Linked DNA regions of Homo sapiens: region 2 is linked to region 1. Evidence: chromatin loops called from intact Hi-C (ENCODE). Cell type or tissue: Calu3. All regions are shown on one strand. Each heading gives the region's core, and the rest is flanking DNA. Links, peaks and the distances in the headings are about the cores only.

Region 1 (12,875 bases), core at 2,773-10,772:
TTTACTCATGAGGAACGGGCAAATAAAAATTAACAATTTGAGGGTGATGATAGAAGTATGACTCAGGCCTGAATTAAGGGGTTTGAATCCTGCACATAAACTGCATTTTACAATAGGGAAAATATAGGTAAACCACAATCTATTTGGGGAAAAACAAAACTGTACCTTTCTGTGGTTAAAATACAGATCAGAAGTGATACTAATCAGATAGGGAGTATTGTACTTGCTCAGAACAATAAATGAACTCAGTACAATTAAATGAACTTTTCTGTTTATCCTTCTCAATATTTTTAGGAGCCAGTGCAAACAACAAAGTACAAAGTCTATGGAAGCAGAATCTAAAGTATCCCTGTTTGGCTCTGAGCAAGATATTTATCTGCTTTATCCTGAATAAGGAGCAGCGTGGGCTAAAAAATATCTCTGAATAAACAATGATAAAATCTGCTGGGTAACTACTAAAATAATGAATATTGAAGCACTGGCATTACAGTCAAATCAACTGTAGCTACTTACAGGAAAAGACCATTAAAAGCCACAAAGCCTAGAAACTAACTAGATGGAAGCAATACTAAGGAAGTTAATCTGAAGTCATACTTGTACATTGAAGAAATTATATTCTTCACATAGCATAGATTGTGAACATTTATAAGTATGGACACAACAACAACTAACTACTGCCTTCTCTTAAGATTCTGAAGAGTTAGGGAAGGAAGGAGGGATGTTAGGGGGGAAGGGCTTTACCTAAGGAGAGAAGCTCCTTGCTTCCCTTGCTCTCTCACTCCTTCCTTCTTGAACTTCTTAAAGCCCTGCCTTCTAGGATATTTCTCTCTCCAGGCCCTCCTCCAGTCTCTCTAATCAAATTGCTTTCTCTTTTTAGAACTGCCCTTCTTTCGTTTCTGTGTATGTTGATGCTGCTCAGGTACCAACATCGGTCTTCTGCTGGTGGCCCTCTACCCTCTCTGGATGGTCTGCTTGCCTCTCAGGGTATTATCTCTCTGCCAATGACTGCTACTCAGAGCTCAGGCCTCTGCCCCAGGCCTCAGCTCTGTATATGCAGATACCTCCTGGGTATTGCCAACTGGATGTCCCAGAACCACGCTGAAAGCCAAATTTATTTGGGCTGGGAGAATTCGCTCTGCGATATGACAATAAAATTACTCATCCTGTGATAATAAAACATATATGTAGAAGAAGAAGAGAGTCAGTGCCAAAAAGTGAGAAAAAAATAAAAACAAGATTTCGTACAAATCTTCACTATACCAGAATTATATATTTCAACTATAGTTATAATGATCTGATTACAAATTAAATGTAACATTATTTGAACTTTAAGTTCAAATGAATGATAGCACTTTGGTTGGGTTTGTTTTGCCCCTCACCAAATGTTAAAACCAGATTGAGAAGCAGAAGTCGAAATGCTATTTATTTGGAATTCTCATTGGCCTGCAAGCATTGCTCCTTTCCTTGGAAAGCTTTTCTTCCTACAGGAGAAGCTTTCAAAGGCCACTTGTCTGGGAGTGAGGCTCCATGTGGTAGCTGATTCTACCTACTTTACTGCAGAATGCCAGACCCAGGGGAAGAATATCAAGAAAAAAAAGAAAGCAAAAGGGAGGAAAGAATTAATATAGTTCTCTCTCTACCAAAATTTCTGCATGAAGAATAAGTGGTAGTTATGCCCAAGTGTTTTGGTATTCTTAAAAGACTTTTGTTTTTTTTTAAAGGGAGGTACCCATGTTTTTAGTTTATATTCTTGACCCAGTGCTGGTATAATGCCCATGGGATAGTTAAAAATTTTAAAGTGCTACAAGATTTTCATTAAAAATCTATTAGAATTTCCTCAAGGGTTCATTTTAAAAGTAAAAGTTGGAATACATTTAAATGATAATATGTTGCATAAAAACTTTAACTTGTTTCTTCCCTTAGATAACTCCTCTCCTTGTATTCTTTAAGTTAGACGATGGCAACTCTGGCACAACACTTGCCCCGTACCTCTCCTTTTCTTCCCACAGGCACACAGTTACCAGGTCTTACATGTGTAACCCTCCAAAACGTCTCAAATCCATCCCTGTGACTGACTTCTGTCCTAGTTCAGACCCTCATCTCTTCACATCATTACTGGACTCCTTCACTCCAGTTTTAATCTCTTTGGATCCATCTCCCATGCCGCTGCCAGATCAACGTATCTAAAAATCAAAAGTGAACCACATTACTCCTCTACTTAGAATCCTTTTTTTCCATTTATCCATTTGACACATATGTCCTGAGGGTTAGGGCCTATGAGCCACATCTATGCGTGATGTTGGGAATGTGGCCTAAACAAGACAGTTGGGGTACCCATGCCCATGGAGCTTCACCTTCATCATGTCATTTACACTAACATGGCCTACATGGTCATAAATCTGACTATTTCTATGCATTTTTAAGAGAGGAAGTATCTTTTTGACTCACTAAGGTTGGATGAAGTATTCCTTCACTTTGTTCCTGTAATACCTATATTCCACATCACCGTAGTTACTGCATTATACTGTGAGCATCTTTCTATAAGTGCACAATCATATACCCAGTTCTGGACAAATATTTAATGACTAACAAATTTGAACATGATTCATAAATTCTATATAGTCTATAATGACTTCAGAGAAAACTGGTGGCAAGAGATACCGATAATACAGAGATGTAATTCAGGGAAGAGACCAGGAAGCAGGAGCTGTTTGGATCTCAGCTCTAAGCCATATCCACATGGGCTTATAAAATTCAGGCAGTTCAACAAACACAGGGTAAGTCCAATTGATCATCTTGTTCCAGGAATCTCTGCTGCACTGTTTGCCTCCTTGATCAAGGTGTTAATTAAGTATGTTATGATAAAAACCGGTCCTTTTGCTAGAGAAAGTTTGAGGAAAATCTCACAACAGACGGCTTTAAGCATTCCTCAGATAAGATATAAGGAATCCAGGAGAAAACTGGATATAAAAATATATTGAGGCAGTAGAAAGTATCATTATCTGCAAATGAATATTTGTGGCATGGAGAAGAGCCCTGTAACATTGGGCTAATAGAGTAAAACCTAAGACTTTCCAAGAAGCTTTAGAACCCTCTATGAGAAAATAAGCAGGCCACCCAGGCCCAGGTGGACTAAAGGGATCTTATTTTTTTAAGGTCAAAATTAATAGGGAATAAGCCAAAACTATTTTCTGAGATGCTAGAATAATATTTTTTCCATTTAAAGCTACTTCTAGTTCATTAGAACTCATTAGAGAATACTTGATATAAAGTTGATTATGTATCAGATATATAAATCTCACACTGAAACATAAAGTTTCTCTAATAGTGTATGCCAAAAAGTATATATGAATATGGTTCCTTTTCTTCTGTAAGACCCATTATTGTAATTCTCTAATTATATAGTGTCAGCATCTACTTTAAAGAGAAACATTGCCCATGCATGCCCAGTATATTTCTGGTAGAAAATGTGATAAGTGGACCTATGCTCCTTTATAATTATTAATCTTGGGGAAAAATAATTTAAGGGCTTATTAAAACCTTATAAATTGAAAATTTTCTTTTTCTTATCAGAAAAAAACTATAATCGCTTTTTACAAAAGTTTGGATAATTATGTGTCAGTATTCCTAATAAATTACTAATATGAATACTAGTTATGGCCACAGTAAGGAAAACAATGAATAAACTAATTGTTTAGTGGTTTGTGCTGTCTTTACTAAAAAAAAATACTGATGACTATGAATAAGTGTCAATGTGTTTGCTTTTCTGTTATTTTTCATAGGCTGATATATTTAACTCTCATAATGTTTTTAAGCTAACATATATCCATTTTTTATATTAAGCAATCAGTAAGTATCTAAATAGTTTTTCCTTCCTTCACAATTACTTATTACTTAATTACATAATCATATGCTATTATTGTTGGCTAGGCACCTTAGACATTAATCACTTTCCTCAACTAGTGACAGTACTCTGAACGTGGGATGTATATGTGTGTTTGTGCATCCATATACACATTGATAGATTCTTTGGATAATGTTTATATTTATGTATGTTGCACATTTAAGTACTATAGACTTCCATTCAGAAGCTCTAATTCATTTATAAATTCATTCAAATATTTCTTAAGCATCTACTATGAACCAGTGCCTGTGTTCATTCTAACGAAGACAGGGTCCCTGCTCTTAAGAGGTAGTTGGGAAAAGAAAACAAATATGTTACAAGGGCAATAAATGAGTTATGTACAAGGTAATGAGTAACTCTCCTTTCTGAGTACACACTACAAGTTAAGCCATATCTTAAAACTGTAACAATTATACACAAAAGCAAACTAATGTAGTAGGCACATTCATCTTGCCCTCTCAAATCAAGATGGTTAGAGGATGTGTGTGGTGCCTATGTGTATACAGTCACTCTGAGACTATGAGGCATAGAATGAAAATAATTTTGTTATAATCTACCTCACTCATATACACATTCATAGTTGCCTTGCCCAGATACTGAGAACCATTTTGGATCAACACAAGTCATTTGCATTATTAATTGCCAATCATGATGATGCTCAGAATTGAATCACTTCCATCCATACCTAGTGGGAAACAGTTCTTTTGCCTTTTAAGGTCATTAGATTCTGTTCCTAAAGCTTGAAAGTCACAGTGGCCCTTCACTGTTTGTTCAGCTGATCACGAATCAGAGGTAATGACATTTACATTGCTAATAAACTTTGCATCAAGTGTGTTAACTCTTGGTTTGGTATAGTTTCTTCTACCTGAGAAAAGCTTATTTGACCTCCTCTATGAAATCTGAACATTCTCTTACTTATATATCCATAAACACACACTCATATTAAATCTAGAAGTGCATGAAATTCCCTAATTATTTCCATATGAGAATCAGGAATGATGTGCAAAACAAATTAAAATATGTGTTGTTACTTTATCCTGACATACACAGTAAATTACCTGACAAATCTGGGAACACTAGGAGAGCACCTTCCAGTCATTATGGTTGACATAAGACTGTGTGACAATGACCTCTTATGTTGGGTTTGTAGAATTAGACTAATAGAAAAATATGTATTTTGATGGAGATTAAATCCTGGCTAATGTGGAGAAAAACTGAAAATTTTATTAATTAGGCTTTTCAGTATACCAAATTTCAAGCAGCTAAATCTTTGTTTCCTTAATATTTCTTTAATCATAATTATTAGCATATACTGAGTGTTACTGGCTTACTGGTGTGAGATAAAAACTAAGAATACCAAACTCAGCTTCTTTTATTAATGAGAACAAAATGACCTCAATCTAAAACTAGATAACTAAATGACCTCATACCAAAGTTAGATAACTAAAAAATCCCACTGGCTTGCTTAAAGTATAACTGACAGCTGTTTAAAATATCTGCTAATTGTTAATTGCTTTAATCTGTTGCTTGACCAGGCATGAATATATACATGAATAAATATATAAATAAATGTGCACAAATGTTGATCATTAAGATGCTCATATCTCAATAAAATCCATATCATAAATTTTATAACATTTATAAACTTGTAAAGTGTTTGGAGATCTGTCAATAGCTCATATAATTTAAATAACACTTTATCCTAAAGTCCAATAAAACATAAATTCAGAGTTAAATTTAATGAATAGGATTTGATATGTGCTTAAAAATAATAACCAACAATTTTGAACAATTTTCTATGTAGCAGATGTTTTGTTATTTCTATGCATTATATAATTTGATTTTCATTAGAACACTATAAGGTGGACTCTATTATTTGCATGTCACAGAGAAGATTGAGAAATTTTAGTGAGTTAAGTAACTTGCCCACTTACTGTTAATAAGTGACAGAACTTGGATTGAAACCAAATTTTAGTGGCTCCAGAGCCAAATTCAGCTCATATTTGGTTTAATGTGGTTTAGAAATTTGAAGGCCTGGAATGGAATCTCAGTGTTAATCAACTATTAGTCCTAAGACCTTAGAGAAATATTGAACATTCCAAACTTCAATTTTCTAATATATAAAATAGAGCCACTGCACCATCCCAATCATTTTCACCAAATTACCATGAGGATTAAATAAATAATGTAAGCAAGAAAAGTGCAGAGTGCTCTACAAACATCATTTTATCACATTTTAATTTCTTAACATCTTATAACTCCCAGGGTATTCTGTGGGTCCAAACACTGCCATTAAACCAGAGATCTCATTAGAAAAAGAGAGTTTAGGAAGCCACTAACGTAATCTTCCACCATAGAAAACTTTAGGCAGGTTGCCCAGAATGGCATAGGGAAAATACTAGAAAAAACACTCACTCTTTGTGGGTATCATAATAAATGAAAGAAAGACCAGTGTTATGGACTGAGTATTTATGTCCCCCTTACCCCCATAATTCATATTTTAAAGTCCTAACCACCAACGTGACTGTATTTGTAGACAGGCCAGGAGGCCAGGTAAGAACGTGATAAAGGTCAAATGAGGTAATAAAGGTGGGCCCTAATCTAATAGGGCTAGTTCCCTTATAAGTAGAAAGAGATATCAGAGCACTCTCTTAACATTGGAGCACACAGTGAGAAGGGGGCATCTGCAAGCCAGGAAAAGAGCCCTCACCAGAAACTGAATTGCCTGAAGACTTGTTCTTGGACTTCTCAGTCTTCAGAACTATGAAAAATTTGTTAAGCAAGTCTATGGCATTTTGTTACAGCTGCCCAAGCAAACTAATATAGCTGGTATCATGTTCATCCGTCACATTGCAAAGAGCAGGGCCAACTGAACTCTGTCGAGCTGCCAGCTAGGGAGCAGTGTGGTCTGACAAATCACATGAGGGGCTGACAACCTGGAGTTGTGGCCTATGGAATGTAAGAATGTCCTAGGCAAGGTTAGCATGAATGGGGTTCAGTATAAACTACTTTCCCTGGAATGAAACTGTCCAAGTTCAGCAGGTTACTGTAAATATCCTTAGGAAATAATTAAACCAAACCAAGAAAAATGGAAATAGATCCTTAAAGGTGCAGTCCCATGTATGTAAATACAAATTATGGCAAAAGCTTGAAACTGAATCCATGCAAAGAGTAGACAGGAGCAAAATTATGATTACAGAATTTACAACTGTGCAACAAAAGAATTTCTACATTAAAAATAAGTAACAGTTTACTTTGTATCTTTCCTTTTTTACCAAGCATGGTTCCTTCTAATTCTACTAGAGTTTCCTGAACTAGAAGGGAAACTAGTTGTTACATATAAAAACAAGTACAGTTAAAAAAATTACTTCTGCAGCTTATTTTCCTCAGGCTGAATAGAAGATCTTATTTTTTGTAAAGCTGTGTTTTAATTTACAAGAAGATGAGCAAATTTTCAAATGCAAACATAGTTTCCTAGGAAGGTCTATCTTTAATTCTGAGTGATTTAAAAGTCATAGCTGGTAAAACGTTTCTCCTTACCTATTCCTTTCACACTAATTATCTTCCAGATGATTTAATGAGAATGTCATTTGGTGAGCATTTATTCCATGTAAGGCACTACTCTAGGTACTTATGGTAGGCACTGCTAGTTGTCTTTCCAATCTCCAAAATATCAGAAGTATGAGCTCAGCAAATTGCTTCCCAGATACAGAAAGCATTTCCCAGAATTCCTTGCAGCTAGCTGGGACCACATGACTGGGTTCTGGCCAATGGGATATGAGTAGAAGTGATAACTTCCAGGTCATGCCCTTAGAAAGGTGTGTTTCCTCCTTTTTTCCTTCCTGTAATCTGGAATGTGGAAGTGCACACCAGAAGTGCCTAAGCAACAACATGGAGTAGACTGGGCTCCCGATAAGCTGTAATACCATTTCTGAATTGTTAGGTGAGACAGAAACAAGCCTCTGTCTTATGAAAACCACTTTATTATTGTGCTCTTGTTATAGTAAACTATCCTGTATTTTCATTAATAGAGGACTGTACATATGCCTTGTAAAGTCTCACTACTCCAAGTTTGCTAGCAAATTTAGGCTTAGAGAGATTTTAAAACTTCCTCATAACCACTTCGGTAGTAAGTGGTGAGGCTGGTTTTTAAATCAAGTACTTTTCTCATTAGATATTTTTTACACTAATAGAGAGAAAAGACTAATTTATAGAAAATTAGAACTGTGCAGTTTTCAACCCCTGATCTATTAATCTCACAGGATTATAAAAAGACTTTAATTTCCTTAGATTAGCATTAGTGCTACAGACCCTTATTTTTCTAATAAAGTGTCTAGCAGTTGGTTACCAGCTCCTCCAGGACTTATATTTCATAAAATGTTCCATTAGGAAAATTATGGAGAAAAAGTATGCTGATTCTCCTGGACTATGAAATGGAGAGCTGCTAGTCAGGATGCTATAACAATTTACAGAATAATACACTGAGCATGCACGATAACTCAGAAACAGATCAGATGGGGTTTTTTGAGTGTGCGCTCTCTTCCCCGGTATTATCCTTAGGTACTCCTTTAGTTCTTGAGGAGACATCAAGGAACAAGTTAGACAAAGTCCCTACACACATGGAGATTATACTCAAATGCATCCACTATAGATAATGCCCTACAAAAATTAACAAGTTTTCAATGTGTGCCAGTAATTTGCATTTTAAAAATAAACTTTGTAATTTGGAATAATTTTAAATTTATAGAAAAATTACAAAGATAGTAAACAGAGGGTTCTCATATACTCCTTACCTCATTTCTGCTAATGTCAACATCTTATGTTATCATGGTAGTTTTGTCATTAAGAAACCAATATTTTTTGTTGTTGTTGTTTTTTGAGATGGAGTTTCGCTGTTATTGCCCAGGCTGGAGTGCAGTCATGCAGTCTCAGTTCACTGCAACCTCTGCCTCCTGGGTTCAAGCGATTCTCCTGCCTCAGCCTGCTGATTATCTGGGATTACAGGCATGAGCCATCTCGCCTGGCTAATTTTGCATTTTTAGTAGAGACGGGGGTTTCACCATGTTGGTCAGGCTGGTCTCAAACTCCTGACCTCAGGTGATCCACCTGGAAGGTTCTTTCAAAGAGAGGAGGCATGACCTTCTTCACCCTGTCCTATAGTCTGCTGCTTGCCACATAGACATGACAGGCATTTTGAGTACCACGGTCACACTTTAGGCATAGTAAAATGTTGAGGCTAAAAAGGGCTGGGATTTCTTAATGACTCTGAGGAGTCATCAAAGCAATCCTGTATTTCAGACCTCCAGACTTCTTTTATGTGGGAGAAAAATAAACTATCAATTTAAGCCATTATTATCAGGGCTGTGCTTCTGTGTCAAATGCAATTTCTAACTAATATAGAGAGTTTGGAGAAGAGGCAGAAGGAAGTAACATTTATTGAGGACTTGCTATATATTAAGTACTTTATATATTTTCATTTATGTAATCATCAAAACAACTCTATGCTTATTAGTTGAGAATACTGAAGATTAGTGAGGCTAAGATTCTTGCTTAGGGTTATATGGCTCAGTTTTCAAACTAAGCCAGAATTTAAACCAAACTTTGTTTTCCCATAACAGCATGCTAAAATATTTTGCATATAATAGGTACTCAGACCTATTAGTGGTTACTAGCAATGGATACAAACATGTACATAGTTATACCTCACTCAGCAAGTAATACAGGTAAATATCTAAATAAATACAATTATATATCCTTAAATAGACAACAAAATAGAGACACACATCCATAGTTTCAGTCTTCCTACTATCCCCATGATCAGTATCTCAAACAGTGGAACTGGCAGCAGGGCCATTTCAGGAGTGAAACCTCAGATCTTACTGCCCTCAGTCCACATATAAATTATACATTTTCTCTCTGGGCCAGAATGAAAAACCATTCAAACCATCCATCAACATACCCACTCAGTTCATACATTCATATTTACCGAGCATCTGCCATGTGCCAAACAACCTGCTACTTGTTGTGTACACATTGTTGAAGAAGACATAGTCCCTGTTTTCCAAAAGCTTATAGTCTACTGGGAGAAACAGAAAAATAAGTAGGTAATTACATTAGAGCAGAGTTTTTCAACCTTGGCATTAATGACATTTTGAACTGAATAATTCAGTGTTGTGGGGTGCTATGCACTGTAGAATATTATAGGGATGTAGGCAGCATCCCTGGCCTCTACCTACTAGATGCCACTAGCATCCTAACCCCTTGTTATAACAAAAAATATCTCCAGACATTGTCAAAAGTCCCTGGTGGGGTGGGGAGGGCAAAATAATCCTCCTACCACCTATCCTCTCACTCCCTAAGCCACTGAGAACTGCTGCAATGCAGTATAAAATACTATAAAATGACAAAAGAAAGACGGGCATCGAACAACATGAGTCTAGGGGCAGGAAAGTTTTCTGAAGGAGGCAACACCTTCACAAAGGCCTGAAAGTTCCATAAAATTCAGCCAGATGAAGAAAATATATATTTCATATGTGTATCAGGAAGGCCTCTGAGCATGTGCAAAGACTCAGAGTTTATAATGAGTACAACATATCTGGAGGACTAAAGGTGGCTTAGAAGGCATGGAGTGGGGAAGTATGCATGAGGTAAGTAGGAAAACCTACATATGCCTACCGAGGAATGCAGAGGAGAAGAAAGAAGGGGTTCAGTTTTGGATATGTTGAATTTGAGTTGCCTGAGGGACAACCAGGTGTAGATGTCCAAAAGACAGTTAGATTTCCATTTCTGAAACATAGGGGCATGACTCAGGCCAGAAGAATGAACACCACCTATATATAGATGCCATATGTATAAATGAAATGACCCAGGGAGAGTGTAGTGTTTGAAAGAGGAGCCCATGGACCTGACAGTGACAAGGGAGACAGAGGTGAAGGAAAATCAGGGCAGTCCTGATGTCACACACAGAGAGCAAATGAGGAGAGTTTCATAACATAGCATAAAGGTCAAGTAAGATGAGGAGTGACACACATCCACTGGATTTGGAAATTAGGAAGACATTGGTGACCTTTGCCAGAAGTACCTTATTGGTATGTTCTGGGTGGCAGCCAGCTTACAGTGGGCTGGAATCAATGGCATGGGATAAAAGAGAGATACCTTCAAGACATTTGGCAGAAAGTAATGGAATGATGTAAAGACAGTGCTTATGGTAGGATAAGTAACAAATGTGCCCAGAGTAAAAAAGGAAAACATTAGCATGAGTTCTGTCTTCAGGTTATGTGGATACTGTTTAGAGGCTGCTCTTGTTTCTGGCTCTCAGAGTCTCCTGGGTATTTATATTGACCTACCTCATGGAATTTCTGAATGTAAGCACCAATGGATTGTTTTTGCCTTTTAACAGAGCACCACATGATTCAGGGTGTCTTTATAGTACCTATTTACTTGCCTACGGTATGTCTTCTAAATGACAAATTAACTTTAATACCTGACTCATTCTGCACTATGATTATAGGGCTCCCTTTAAAAAGAGAATGACTCCAAAGTTGAAAAGCAATGAATTCAAAACAATATGCCATTATATCTGTCAAGATCTAAAAATATATTTCCATTAAGTGTGTTTATGAAAATCCTTCCTTGAATTGAGAGGTTTCAGTATGTAATCTAACAGTCTTGGAATAATTGACTCATGGGAGATGAAAACTGAAAGGATGTTACAGACTTTCCTCCTCTTCCCTCAACCCTCATTTAATCAGTGATTTGATAGGAATCACTTTCCTCACATCTTATAGTTCTGTTCCTTCTACTCGATGGCTACACTGTGACCTTTATCATCTCTTCCATGTACCTCTGTAATAGCCTCCTGAATGGTTTCCTTGCTCACCTTTGCCAAGCCTTTGCCATACTTTGCAAGAATGATCTCTCTAGAACACATATACGAACAGTTCACAAATTCTACTTAGAACCCTGTCATAGCGTCTCACAAATTCTGGAATCCTTATGTCACAGAAAGACTTTTCCATTTGTTCCAATGATCCTTTGCATATTTTATCTTATACTTATATTCCAGCCATAAAGGACCACTGTTAGGTCCTGGGGCTTTATGCTGACTCACTTCTATAGACGGGTGCTCTTATAGTTTCCATCCCCATGTTCATCTGGGTAGTGGCATTCAAACTCAGTTCAAGCATTTCATCTGTTAAGTCTTTGTGAATTTCATCTCTCTCACCTAAACCCAGATAGGATTGACAACTTTTCTTTTGGTGCCCCCAATGTACATAGTACAAATTTATGTAACAGTCTCGAAACCACTTTTTTGCATGCATTTGTTTTTATAGATGTCTTTTCTATTAAACTGTCACTTCCTTGAAGACAGGGGCTGCTTTTTACATTTTTATGTCTCACCAAAACATGGCATATCAGCAGCCCTGTAGTATCTGTTTAAAGGAATTTAGTCTAAGCCTCTATTATTACCAATAAGGAAACAAGGCCCGAAAGAAGCTAAATGACTCGCCTAAGGTCACTCATCTAATGAGTGGCTAAGTGAAGAATAGAAGCTGTAGCTGTTGCCTGACTTACAGCTCTTGTGTTATATTCGGCTGCCACCCCATTGACTTAAAAGGAGGGCACCCAGGGCCCAGCTCTGTAGGTTGCCAACTTGGTTCAAGAAGGTTTTAATGTGAAATATTTAAGTAAATATTTAATGAGGAGCTATTACTCTTTTTTGGTTGAAAGAAACAGTGAGCTAGATCATTTTAAAATGATGTATTATTGGCTGGGCATGGTGGCTCATGCCTGTAATCCCAGCACTCTGGGAGGCCGAGGCGGGCGGATCACGAGGTCAGGAGTTCGAGACCAGCCTGATCAACATGGTGAAACCCTGTCTCTACTAAAAATACAAAAAAATTAGCCGGGCGTGGTGGCACGTGCCTGTAGTCCCAGCTACTCAGGAGGCTGAGGCAGAAGAACTGCTTGA
Region 2 (12,875 bases), core at 3,179-11,178, 120 kb before region 1:
AAGATTTCTAACACCAAATGATATTTATTTATATGAATGTACTATATTCAGCAATCTTCTTTTGATATTTTGGTTATCTCTGGTTTGCACTTTTGTTAATGTTAAAAGGATACCGAACGAGACTTCTGTGGCCTCAATGAAGGACACAACTGAGAATTGAAAGCAACTGGTATTTAGTATTACAGCATGTTAGAGAAAGTTCCTCAGAAACCCCCAACACAGTCCTGCAGGATTTATAAAATTTAGTAGAACTGGTCCAGCTGCCAGCACCCTATCACCCACCTGTCCAGGCCTTATAAAGTAGTCTGAAGATGGGAGGACTCACTAGAGTCATGAATTTCTGGTCTGGTTGGGAGCTTCTGAATCCCAAACTAATAAAGCTAGAAATGGAGGTAAGAAGGGGACACTGGGATTTCATTCCCCAGTTAGACTACTGCAGGTCTTGGCAATTTGTTCCTCACTTGTGGTCGGAGGGAGATTGTGTTGGAGCAAGAAAGGTAAGAAGGAGAAGAACCTATAATCTCAGTTTGGCATAACAAAGTTGAGTAAGATTTCTTTGGGCCAACAGGATGATTTGAAAGGTGGCCTGGCTCAAATCATGTTGTTAGTGCCCAACGTAAGAAGTCTGATCACTAGGACCTTGGCAGCAAGAGGCTGAAGTGTGGACCTTTAGTGGCACAAGCTGAGGAAGGGTTGTAAGAGGTCAGGGAACAAGCCTTATGAAGAATTCACACATTGTCCCTGAGAGAGTCAGACAGCATCTGGACATCTGTCACTCAGAGGACAACCATAATTGTCATTAAGTACAAAAGCATTTGCCCCTTTTTCTCCTCTAATTCCTCCTCTTATCCCTAACAATGGAAAGCGCAAGAATCAGAAAGCATGGAACACGGAAGAAAGAGCAGACCATGCCCCTTTTCATGGTTCAACCTGAGCCAGAAAAAAGGGAGTGTTCAATTGGATAAGAGCCTAAAGTTTCAAATAAGACCAGACTTTCTGATATCTGACAATGTCTTTGAGGAATGAGAAAGGGAGATTCAACAGAGTGTACAGTCATGTGTCACATAATGACATTTCAGTCAATGATAGACTGCATATACAATGGTGGTCCCATAAGATTATAAAGGAGCTGAAAAATTCCTATTGCCTAGAGATGTGGTAGCTGTCATGATGTTGTAGTGCAACACATTACTCATGTGCTTATGGTGATTCTGGTGTGAACAAACCTACTGTGCTACCAGTCATATAAAAGTATAGCACACACAATTATGTAAGGTATATAATACTTGATAATAATAAATGACTGTGTTACTAGTTTATATATTTACTATACTATGCTTTTTATAATAATTATTTTAGAGTGTACTCCTTCCATTTATAAAAAAATTAAAGTTATCTGTAAAATGGCCTCAGGCAGGTTCTTCAAGAGGTATTCTAGAAGAAGGCATTGTTATCATTTATGACAGCTCCACTGTGTAATTGTGCCTGGAGACCTTCCAGTGGGTTAAGATGTGGAAGTGGAGGACAGTGACATTAATGATCCTGACCCTGTGTAGGCCTAGGCTAATATGGGTGTTTGTGTCATAGTCTTTAATAAAAGAGTGTAAAAAGTGAAATAAATAAATAAATTTAAAGATAGAAAAGAGCTTAGAGAATAAGAATATAAAGAATTTTTGTAGCACTCTACAGTGTGTTTATGTTTTAAGCTAAGTGTTATTACAAAAAAGTCAAAAGTTTAAAAACATTTGGAGTTTATAAAGTAAAAAGGTTACATTAAGCTGAGGTTAATTTATTGCTGAAGAAAGAATTTTTCTAAAAATAAATTTAGTGTAGCCTGAGCATATAGTGCTTATAAAGTCTACAGTAATATCCTAGTACAGTAAGTGTATAGGAATGTCCTGGGCCTTCACATTCACCACTCACTCACTGACTCACCCACAGCAACTTCCACCTCTACAAGTTCCATTCATGGTAAATGCTCTATACAAGTATGCCATTTTTTTATCTTTTATACAATATTTTTATGGTACCTTTCCTATGTTTAGATACACAAATGCTTATTGTTGTGTTGCAATTGCCTACAGTATTTAGTACAGTAACCTGTTATATAGGTGTGTAGCATAGGAGCTAAATAGTTCATATGGTTTGGCTGTGTCCCCACCGAGATCTCATCTTGAGTTATAGTTCCCATAATCTCTGTGTGTCATGGGCTGGAGCCGGTGGGAGGTAATTGAATCATGGGGGCATGATTACCTCCATGCTGCTGGTTCTCATGATTGTGAGTGAGTTCTCATGAGATCTGATGGTTTCATAAGAGTTTTTTCCCCCTTTTGCTCGGCACGTCTCCTTGCTGCCACCATGTGAAGAAGGGCATGTTTGTTTCCCCTTCCACCATGGTGGTAAGTTTCCTGAGGCCTCCCCAGCCATGCTGAGCTGTGAATCAAATAAACCTCTTTCGTTTATAAATTACCTAGTCTCGGCCAGGCGCAGTGGCTCACACCTGTAATCCCAATACTTTGGGAGGCTGAGGCAGGCAGATCACTCGAGGTCAGTATGAGACCAGCCTGGCCAACATGATGAAATCCCGTCTCTACCAAAAATACAAAAAAAAATTAGCTAGGCATGTTGGCGCATGCCTGTAATCCCAGCTACTTGGGAGCCTGAGGCAGGAGAATCTCTTGAACCCAGGAGGCAGAGGTTGCCGTGAGCCAAGATTGTGCCACTGGGAGATAGAGCGAGACTGCATCTCAAAAAAAAAAAAAAAAAAAAAATTATCCAGTCTCGGGTATGTCTTTATTAACAATGTGAGAAGGAACTAAAACTATTTAGCTTAGGCCTGTAGTAGGCTGTACTGCCTAGATGTGTGTGAGTACTATACACTGAATGATGTTTGCACAATGACAAAATAGCCTAAAAATGCATATCTCGGAATGTATCTGCATTGTTAAGCAACACATGGCTGTAAAGGCTATCATGTTTGTACCTCATTGAATTCATATATTCAATAAACCAGTTATATAAACAGCATTATATTCAGACATCTCTGAAAACTCATCTGATAATTTCCTCAGGACATGAACTTTGAAGAAAAATTGCTGGGACAAAGATCGTGTACATTTCTGAGCTTTTGATGCATATACCAAATTGCCCTCCAGAATGGTCATACAAATGAATACTCTTAGGAGTGTCACAAAAGATCATGGCTTCCCTGTGCCTTTATCAGCCTAATTATCTATTGCCTTTACCTATCCAACAGACATAATATGGTATCTCATTGTTAATTTGATTGGTATTTATTTTATCACTAAAACAGAAGAATATTGTTTTGTAAGATTAATGATGCTTTGTACCTCAACGTAATTTTAAAAATTTTTATTACTCTGAAAGGAAACAAAAATCTTAAATACAGTTTTAAATGTTAAAACATTGTACACTAAAGTAAAAAACTTTATAATAATAAACTTCCTTTATACAAACCTAATAATGTTAAGTTGGTTGAACCATTGTTCTTAAAAGCTGAAATCAGTATTGCAGTCATTATTTGAAAATTTGCTTTACGCAGAGCAAAAATACTAGCCTAATGGCTGTTCCAGGCAATTATATCTTACAATAATGGTAAATGTAACAATAATAATCACAAATCAACCACTCATAGTAATTGAGCACTCACTATAGACCAAGCACTATTTTAAGAATTTATAGTCATTATCTAATTTATTTTTCAAACACTATGAGATAGAAACTGTTACTATCTGTACTTTTAAACTTTTTTCTTTTTCTTTTAATTGCGATATAGCATGTACTATAAAATATATAAATTTAATACATTTTAATGTATGTATACATTCACGTAAATACAATACACCTGATGATATAGAGTGTTTTCACCACCCTAGAAGCTCCCTTGAACCCCTACCAGTTGAGATTTCCCCCAAAGATAACCACCTCTATTAACCTAGATCAGTTTTATCTATTTTTAAGCTTCATATAAGGAAATCACACAATATATTTCTTTTGTGTCTGGCTTCTTTCACTCAACATTATGTCTGTAAGATTCATCTGTATTATTATAGACAGAAGGATATTTTTTCACTGCTGGGTAGTACCCCATTGTATGAGTATGCCACTATTTATTTATTTATTTTGCTACCGATGAAAATTTAAAATGTTTTCAGTTTTTGGCCATTTTGAATAATTCTACTATGTACATTCTTTTAAGTGTTTTTTGGTAGACATAAATACTCATTTTTGTTATGTATATATACATAGTAGAATTATTGGGCCACAAGATATTCATATCTAGCTTTAGTAGATTCTGAAAACAGTCTTCCAAACTGATTGTACCAATATATATTTCTATCAGCAATGTATGAAAATTTCAATTGTTTCACATCTTGTCTAATCCATGGTATCAGTATTGTCAGTCCTTTTGATTTTAGCCATTCTAGTGGAGGTGTGGTGGTATCTTCTTGTGGTTTTAATTTGTATTTCCCCAATAGCTAGTGATAATGAGCTCCTTTTCTTTTTTTTATTGGCCAATTGTATATTTTGTGAGCGTTTGTTCATATCTTTAGCCCATTTTTAAAACTGGGTTGTCAGCTTTTTCATTATTGATTTATAGGAAGTCTTTAAATATAGCCTGAACAGGAGTCCTTTGTCAGATATACACATCACAAGTCATCTTCCAGGTTGTGGCATGCTTTTCACTCTCTAAATGTTGTCTTATGATAACCCCAATTGTTTAAAAAGACAAAGCCCCAAGGCTTAAATAGAGTAAGCAACTTGCCTGTAGTCATTCAATAAATGATAGAGCATGGATTCAAACAAAGGCTTCCCGAACCCTGAGCCAGTGCTCTTATTGCTCTTCTGTTTTAAGGAATATTAGACTAAGAATGCTTAGTTTTAGAAATACCTTCTTGAATGTTTGTCATGTTGACTAAAGGTGAATGGATGGTAATATCTTCGTATATCTAAGTTACATGATGCCATAGAAAGCATACCATATGATATGGTTTGGCTGTGTCGCCACCCAATCTCATCTTGAATTCCCATGTGTTGTGGGAGGGACCTAGTGGGAGGTAATTGAATCACGTGGGCAGGTCTTTCTCATGCTGTTCTCGTGATAGTGAATAAGTCTCACGAGATCTGATGGTTATATAAGGGAGAGTTTCCCTGCACAAGCTCTCTCTTTACCTGCTGACATCCATGTAAGACATGACTTGCTCCTCCTTGCCTTCTGCCATGATTGTGAGTCCTCTCCAGCCATGTGGAACTGTAAATCCATTAAATGTCTTTCATTTATAAATTGCCTTTATCAGCAGCATGAAAATGGACTAATACAGAATATTACAGGCACGTCTTGTAGAGAACCAGATAAATAAGTCTGCTTTGATGTGATTCTTTAATGGTTGTGTAGCAGGCCTAGAGTATGTCATCCTTGTAGCAGCTACAGAAGCTCTGAAACCAGAGTAGAGGTCACTCTTTTGTAAGAGAAGTATATATCTATTAAAAAAACCTCTTATCTGTTGGGGTGTCTCCCTCACTCTACCAAGAAAAGAAGGAATGACTCTAGCCTCCAGACACTCTTAGTAAATGGAGAAGGCACTGATTTAAATCCACTTAACAAACCTTACCCTTGTTTACTGTGTTTTTCCTAGTTACTTCCTCATTACTGGCCTCCCTACACCCTTCTTTGTTATAGCTTAAGATTGTATTTAAGCCTGAATTCAAAGTCACCTCTTGGAGATTTACTCATTTCTCTGGGTACCTCCCATCAATACATGAGGTATACATGTTAATAAACTTCTTTGTTTTCATGTTAATCTGTCTTTTGTTACAGGGATCGGTCCCAACCAAGAACTCAGAAGGAGAGAAAATTATTTTTTCCTCCCCTATAGTTGCAAGTTTGCATGTACCTAAGAAAGTAAATGACAATAGTCTTCAAAAGCTTCTTTTAAGAAAAATTTTGCATAGGTGTTTTCTCTGAATTTTCAGGTCTTCTCTGATTCCCAGAAGAATTAATGGACACTCAAAAGGAGGTCTCTGATTCCCTATATTAGATAAAAATTTCTTTGCATTTTTGTTTTTGATAATGTATGTCTTGGTTTATTAAGTTGGTTTAATTAAGGCCACTAAGAAGTATCATTTTCTGCCTCTGAGAGATGGCAAAGATTTAGAAATTACAATAAGTGGGGCAGATACAATATAGGCATCTGGGCTTGGTGGAGTGGAAAAGTAGTATAACTGTTGTTAAACAATATATGAAATTAATATCATTTCACCAAGAAAGTCTCCCTCTAGAAATCTGTCCTAAGGAAATAAACATCCATCCATTCAACAACTACTGATTGAGCACCTATTATGTGCTATATACTATATCAGGCATGGAAGTTAGCAGTAAAAATACCAAGTCTCTGACTCAGTGGAATTAATCATCTAGTGGGGGAGAGAGAAAATAAGTGTGTGTGTGTGTGTGTGTGTGTGTGTATGTGTGTGTGGATTTATATATACAAATGTATTTTAATTAATTTAAATGTAAATCTTAATTTATAAGTCTATTTATTAAATAAAAAATGTGCATTATAATAATAAATGCATAAACTTTTATTATATGTAATAAATATCAAAGCACATATATTCAAAACATATATAAAACTATATATAAATTATATATGTAAAAAATATATATAGCGGCCAGGCGTGGTGGCTCACGCCTGTAATCCCAGCACTTTGGGAAGCTGAGGCGGGTGGATCACCTGAGGTCAGGAGTTCAAGACCAGCCTGGCTAACATGGTGAAACCCCGTCTCTACTAAAAATACAAAAATTAGCTGAGCATGGTGGCACGTGCCTGTAATCCCAGCTACTAGGGGGGCTGAGGCAAGAGGATTGCTTGAACCTGGGAGGCAGAGGTTGCGGTGAGCCGAGATCTTGCCACTGCACTCCAGCCTGGGCAACAGAGTAAGACTCTGTCTCAAAAAGAAAAGAAAAGAAAAGAAAAAAAAATATATAATGTCTCATAGTAGTAAGTGCACTAAGAAGAAAAATAAAGCTGGTCATGGTAAAGAGTCAGCTCAGGCCTATCTGAAGAGGTGATATTGAAACCTCCTTTGCAAAGATTGAGACAGAGATATCTAACATGGCTGACTCCATCTTGCTTCTATTCTCACAGGCTGGCTGTCCTCACTCAGTCCTGGGTGTAGGCCAAGCTAACCATGGCAGGAATTTAGTTTACAGTTTAACTTTGAAGCAAGGATGATAATAGTTCCTCCCTAAAATTGACCCTCCCTGCCTTGTTTTGTAAGTCTACTGAAAGGTGATAAGATTAAGAGTATTAAAGGGGCCTGAATTCTGCTAAGATATAGGTGTAGTTAAACGATAACCAGCCATTGTTTCTTAGCTTGCTTTTCTACAATCCCTTACTGCTCAGAAGTCCTGTGGCCAGAAGTTACAAGATTTGTGACTTTCCCAATCTTTCTTATAGACAACATCACTGTTGTAGAACCTAAGATGGGTTTTTTGAGATGTTTTTCAGACTTTTCAACTGACTGACTCCACTCAGACCCATGACTCATGACTCAACCAGTCCTGTGGTCCTGACTCAGAGGCTGACTCAGCCACGAGGACAGTTTTCCATACCTCTACGATTTCATTGCCAAACAATCAGCATTTCCCATTCCCTAGCCCCCTGCCCATGAAACTATCCTTGAAAAACTCTAACCTCCAAGCTTTCAGGGCAGCTGATTCGAGTAATTACTCCCATCCTCTCACTTGGCTAGCCTTGCAACTATTAAACTTTTCCTACCACAGTACTGCTCTCAGTGGATTGGTTTTATCTGTGCAGCAAGCAAGATGAACCTGTTAGGCAATTACAATATTTAACAGATATGTGAATGAAATAATAGGAGTTCTGGGAGAAAGAGTGTTCCAGGAAGAAAGCATAGTAAGTCTAAAAACCTTGAAGCGGGAACAAACAAGGACAAGAAAGTCAGTGAGACTGGGGTCTGATTGCAGGATGTGAGGTGGAGGAGTTGGAGGCACCAGATCACATACAGCCTGGTAGAGCATGAGAGAAATTTGGATGTAACATAAGTATGTTTGCTGAGTAGGGGAGAGAGATGATCTGATTCCTGTCTTCATAAGACCATTTTGCCTCTTGCGTGGAGAATAGACTGTGAAAGGATAAACATGAGGAGATCAGTCAAGAAACGACTGCAGTTGCCCATGAGAGAGCTAATGGTTGCTTAGACAAAGGTGGTAGTGGTAGAGAATTGAGCAGTGGTTTCAGAATATATTTGTATGTAGAACCAACTAGACTTATTCATTAGGTGTGGGACATTAAAGAAAGAGAGGAATCAAGTCTCATTACCATGGTTTTAGCATGAGCACTTGAAAAATAGTGGGTGATGTCATTTACTAAGATTTGAGATAACAGTATTTAGGATGCTAATAAAACTTCCTGGCCTTTTAGCCAGAAAAACCTGGCTATTTCTAATTCCATTTTTGACTGATTGAGTCATCTTAAGCAAGTGATTTATGTGATTGGGACCTTAATGCTTACATGTGCAAAATACTACCCTTTTCTTATTGACTTTAAGAACCAAGAACACTGTAAAAGTGAAGTGAGGGCTTCAGGTGGAAAATGCAATGGAAAGGTAATAGTTGTAAGAAGTAAGCTCAGATAATGAGGCCAGGGTCATGAATTCTATTCCACACTCCCCAGGACCTGTGAATTTCTAAATCCATGCCATTTATCAGGGAGGACTCATTAGGCTCACTGATACCTGTTGACATCTTCTGAAATAAGCCTTCCAGAATAGCAAAGAAGCCCCAAAACTTGAAAAAAGTTCTCAGGTCACCAAGGCCACAATTTCAATAGAATTGCACTTTGTGCTTTCTGAGGTCTCTGAAGAATAATGCTTGTCAACTAATACAATGAATTTTTCCTTTTTATACTTAATATTGCACTAAACAGAGGCATGCAGTGAAAGGACTGATGGTCACATTCTTTCCTGTATTCACAAGCACCTTGTACAACATCTCATTATTATTCCAAAAAACAAAGCAATGCCCATATTACTGTTTAACACTCATTAAACCAAGTTAGCTCACTTTGATAAGGAATTCTGAAATCATTCTCTGCTTTATCTTTCCACTTTCTAAATAATAAGAAATTAATGGGCATCAGTCAGAGTACCTACTTTCTTCCAATTGTGCAGTCTTGTGAGAAATAAAGCTGAAAAGCTCAGGGGGCTCTACAGCAGACAAAAGGGGGAAAAACCACACTGCAAACCTGTATGTATGTAAACTGGTGTGCTGCAGGAGACTTAAGCCTTTGCCTTGTTCGTCTCCTCCTTACCTACACATTTGACAAAATACAACTGATAGAAGCCACCAACTGATGACATATATTTTAAAAGTTTAAGGTAGAATTCCATTAAGATAGTTAATGGATTAAAAAAAAAAGCACACAGGCTGCAAGATGAACAAATGAATTCAGTACCTTGGAGTTCTCTGCAAAATAAAATGTTGTAAGAGATGTAAAGATGCTAGAGTATCATCACTATATTGTTAGATGCACAAAAAAGGAGTATTCATTTGTAGTGTAATGGGACTACACCTATCTAAAGGAGCAGGAAGAAAAGGCCAACATTGCAGATAATGATCAGATACAACTCTCAGATTGCCTTACTTTATTAGATATTTTCCTGAAAGGTTATGTGCATAAAGATCTTGGAAAATTTAGTGATAATTTGAACGCACTATTTAAAAGATGTGTGTGTGTGTGTGTTTGTGAAAATAGAGCTTTCTTGGCAGTGCAATAATCACACACAATTATTTTAAAATTCTATATTCATATGGATTAGATTTGCTTAAATTAGAAACATATATAATAAAAAGTTATATATACCTCAGAAGAGGTCAATAAATAAAACAGGGAGAAATGATTATATAAAGACATGATTATATAAAATGATTATATATACACATCAATCAGTGTGTATAGTCCATGCAGATAAAACTTCTGCATGGAAGTTTTATCCTTGTTCTAAAGTCCCTACCATTGCTCCAAATCTCTTATGAGCTAATGTCTGGTCTCCTTTTCCTTAGAGAAATGGGGAAGCTGGATGAGATCACCTCAATATTACAATTTCTTCCATCTGCACCCATTTTCTTCACATCTCTGAGGAAAAGGTGTATGCTTCCACTTGGCCTCTCTATTTCTTTTTTTTATTCTTATTATGCTTTAAGTTATGGGGTACATGTGCAGAACGTGCAGTTTTGTTACGTAGGTATACATGTGCCATGGTGGTTTGCTGCACCCATCAACTCATCACCTACATTAGGTATTTCTCCTAATGTTATCCCTCCCCTAGCCCCCAACTCCCCAACAGGCCCCAGAGTGTGATGTTCCCCGCCCCATGTCCATGTGTTCTCATTGTTCAACTCCCACTTATGAGTGAGAACATGCGGTGTTTGATTTTCTGTTCTTGTGATAGTTTGCTGAGAATGATGGTTTCCAGCTTCATCTATGTCCCTGCAAAGGACATGAACTCATCTTTTTTATGGCTGCATAGTATTCCATGGTGTATATGTGCCACATTTTCTTTATCCAGTCTAATATTGATGAACATTTGGGTTGGTTCCAAGTCTTTGCTATTGTGAATAGTGCTGCAATAAACATACGTGTGCACGTGTCTTTATAGTAGAATGATTTATAATCCTTTGGGTATATACCCAGTAATGGGATTGCTGGGTCAAATGGTATTTCTAGTTCCAGATCCTTGAGGAATTGTCACACTGTCTTCCAATGGTTGAACTGATTTTTACTCCCACCAACAGTGTAAAAGCATCCCTATTTCTCCACATCCTCTCCAGCACCTGTTGTTTCCTGACTTTTTAATGATTGCCATTCTAACTGGCGTGAGATGGTATCTCACTGTGGTTTTGATTTGCATTTCTCTAATGACCAGTGATGATGAGCATTTTTTCATATATTTGTTAGCTGCATAAATGACTTCTTTTGAGAAGTGTCTGTTCATATCCTTTGCTGACTTTTTGATGGGATTGTTTCTTTTCTTGTAAATTTGTTTAAATTCTTTGTAGATTCTGGATATTAGCCCTTTGTCAGATGGCTAGATTGCAAAAATTTTCTCCCATTCTGTAGGTTGCCTGTTCACTCTGATGGTAGTTTCTTTTGCTGTGCAGAAGCTCTTTAGTTTAATTATATCCCATTTGTCAATTTTGGCTTTTGTTGCCATTGCTTTCGGTGTTTTAGACATGAAGTCTTTGCCCATGCCTATGTCCTGAATGGTATTGCCCAGGTTTTCCTCTAGGATTTTTATGGTCCTAGGTCTTATGTTTAAGTCTTTGATCCATCTTGAGTTGATTTTTGTATAAGGTGTAAGGAAGGGGTCCAGTTTCAGTTTTCTGCATATGGCTAGCCAGTTTTCCCAACACCATTTATTAAGTAGGGAATCTTTTCCCCATTCTTGTTTGTGTCAGGTTTGTCAAAGATCAGATAGTTGTAGATGTGTGGTGTTATTTCTGAGGCCTCTGTTCTGTTCCATTAGTCTATATCTCTGTTTTGGTACCAGTACCATGCCGTTTTGGTTACTGTAGCCTTGTAGTATAGTTTGAAGTCAGGTAGCATGATGCCTCCAGCTTTGTTCTTCTTGCCCAGGATTGTCTTGGCTATGTGGGCTCTTTTTTGGATAAAACCTCTTTCCTATAGCTTCAACTACTTCCTTTACACTTGATTCTTTTTTTCTGTCTACAAATGCTGAAATCTCCATGTTCTAAAAGTCACTCCTTAACTCAGTTTACTCCCAGGGCTTCCCACCTATCTTCTCTCTGGTGCTGAACTGGAAGTGGGTGTGTGAAATATGCCTTTCTGCTTCCTGTCTTCCTATCCATCCTTATCCTCCTGTCAAAGGCAAAGGTGTCTCTTCTGTCTTCTCTTGAACTGGACATGATTTTTTTCTGGAAACTTTTTCCCTTCAATGTCCACAATATTTTTCACCTTTGATGTTCATGAAATTTCCCCTGACTGGTTCTCCTTTAGCTTCTACAACAGCTCGTTCTAGACCCCTTCACCATCTCCTATTCTTCTGCCTGTCCCTAAATGTTGGCATTCCTCAAGATCATACTCTAGTCTTTTTCTTGGGCATTACATGATCTAATTCAATTCAATGACTTCCTCTACCACACTGACATAGATTCCTAAATCAAGAGGTAAATTCTCTACTTTTCTCTCAAGATCAAGACCCTTTTCCACCAATACTCTATAGGATGTCTGCTTTTAGATATTTCATGGGTATTTCAAACTCAACATGCCTGATACTGAATGTATAAGCTGCTCCACACAGGGGCCTTTCCAAGTAGTCCTCACGTCAATTGATGGTATTGCCAGTTATATATTAGAACTGTCAGCAATGATTCTTAAATTCTCTCTCTTACATTCTGCAGTTAACTAATTATCCTCATCTATCAGCCTTATTCACCGTTTAAACTAGCATTTATTCAGCATTTACTATGTGCCACTACCTCATTTTAGGCCCTAATCTATTCTCTCTGGATTACCATGAAATTTCTTTACTGATCTTGACCATTCTAGTCTCTGAGCCCATGTCTTCCCTTCTTCCCTACTCCATACCTTTATAATCCTCTTCACATAATTATATTATGATCTTCCATTAATTATAATTATTTATTTGCACTTAAAAATTATTACCAGGAGAGATTCTTGAGTCCTGGAATCATGTCTTGATTTACCTTTATGCCCAATGTACAGAAAGCCATAGGTGAGCAATACGTTTGCTGAAATAAGGAATGTCCAATTCAAGGCAGTGCTCTCTAGCCTCAGAAATAAAAATAT

Evidence for each region. Hi-C counts contacts between places; a loop is a spot of excess contacts. Peaks named below come from ENCODE experiments on the same cell type or tissue, not always from the same donor. Only the 100,000 strongest peaks of a DNase experiment are listed, where the experiment ranks them.
Region 2: a loop joins it to region 1, with 4 times the contacts of the local background. A loop is called at or near these places in 1 of 110 quality-filtered maps.

Annotation. Positions count from the first base shown.
Region 1 is chr2:179,574,085-179,586,959 of GRCh38, forward strand. The region is part of intron 3 of ZNF385B (zinc finger protein 385B); the gene reads right to left. Among named protein-coding and RNA genes, the nearest start is that of MIR1258, 280 kb to the right of the region's middle. In Calu3, for the core only: no CTCF peak of the experiment used is centred there; DNase peaks (open chromatin) are centred at 5,877 and 6,807.
Region 2 is chr2:179,453,131-179,466,005 of GRCh38, forward strand. The region is part of intron 6 of ZNF385B (zinc finger protein 385B); the gene reads right to left. Among named protein-coding and RNA genes, the nearest start is that of SESTD1, 190 kb to the left of the region's middle. RefSeq lists an enhancer at 6,806-8,005. In Calu3, for the core only: no CTCF peak of the experiment used is centred there; DNase peaks (open chromatin) are centred at 7,201 and 7,601.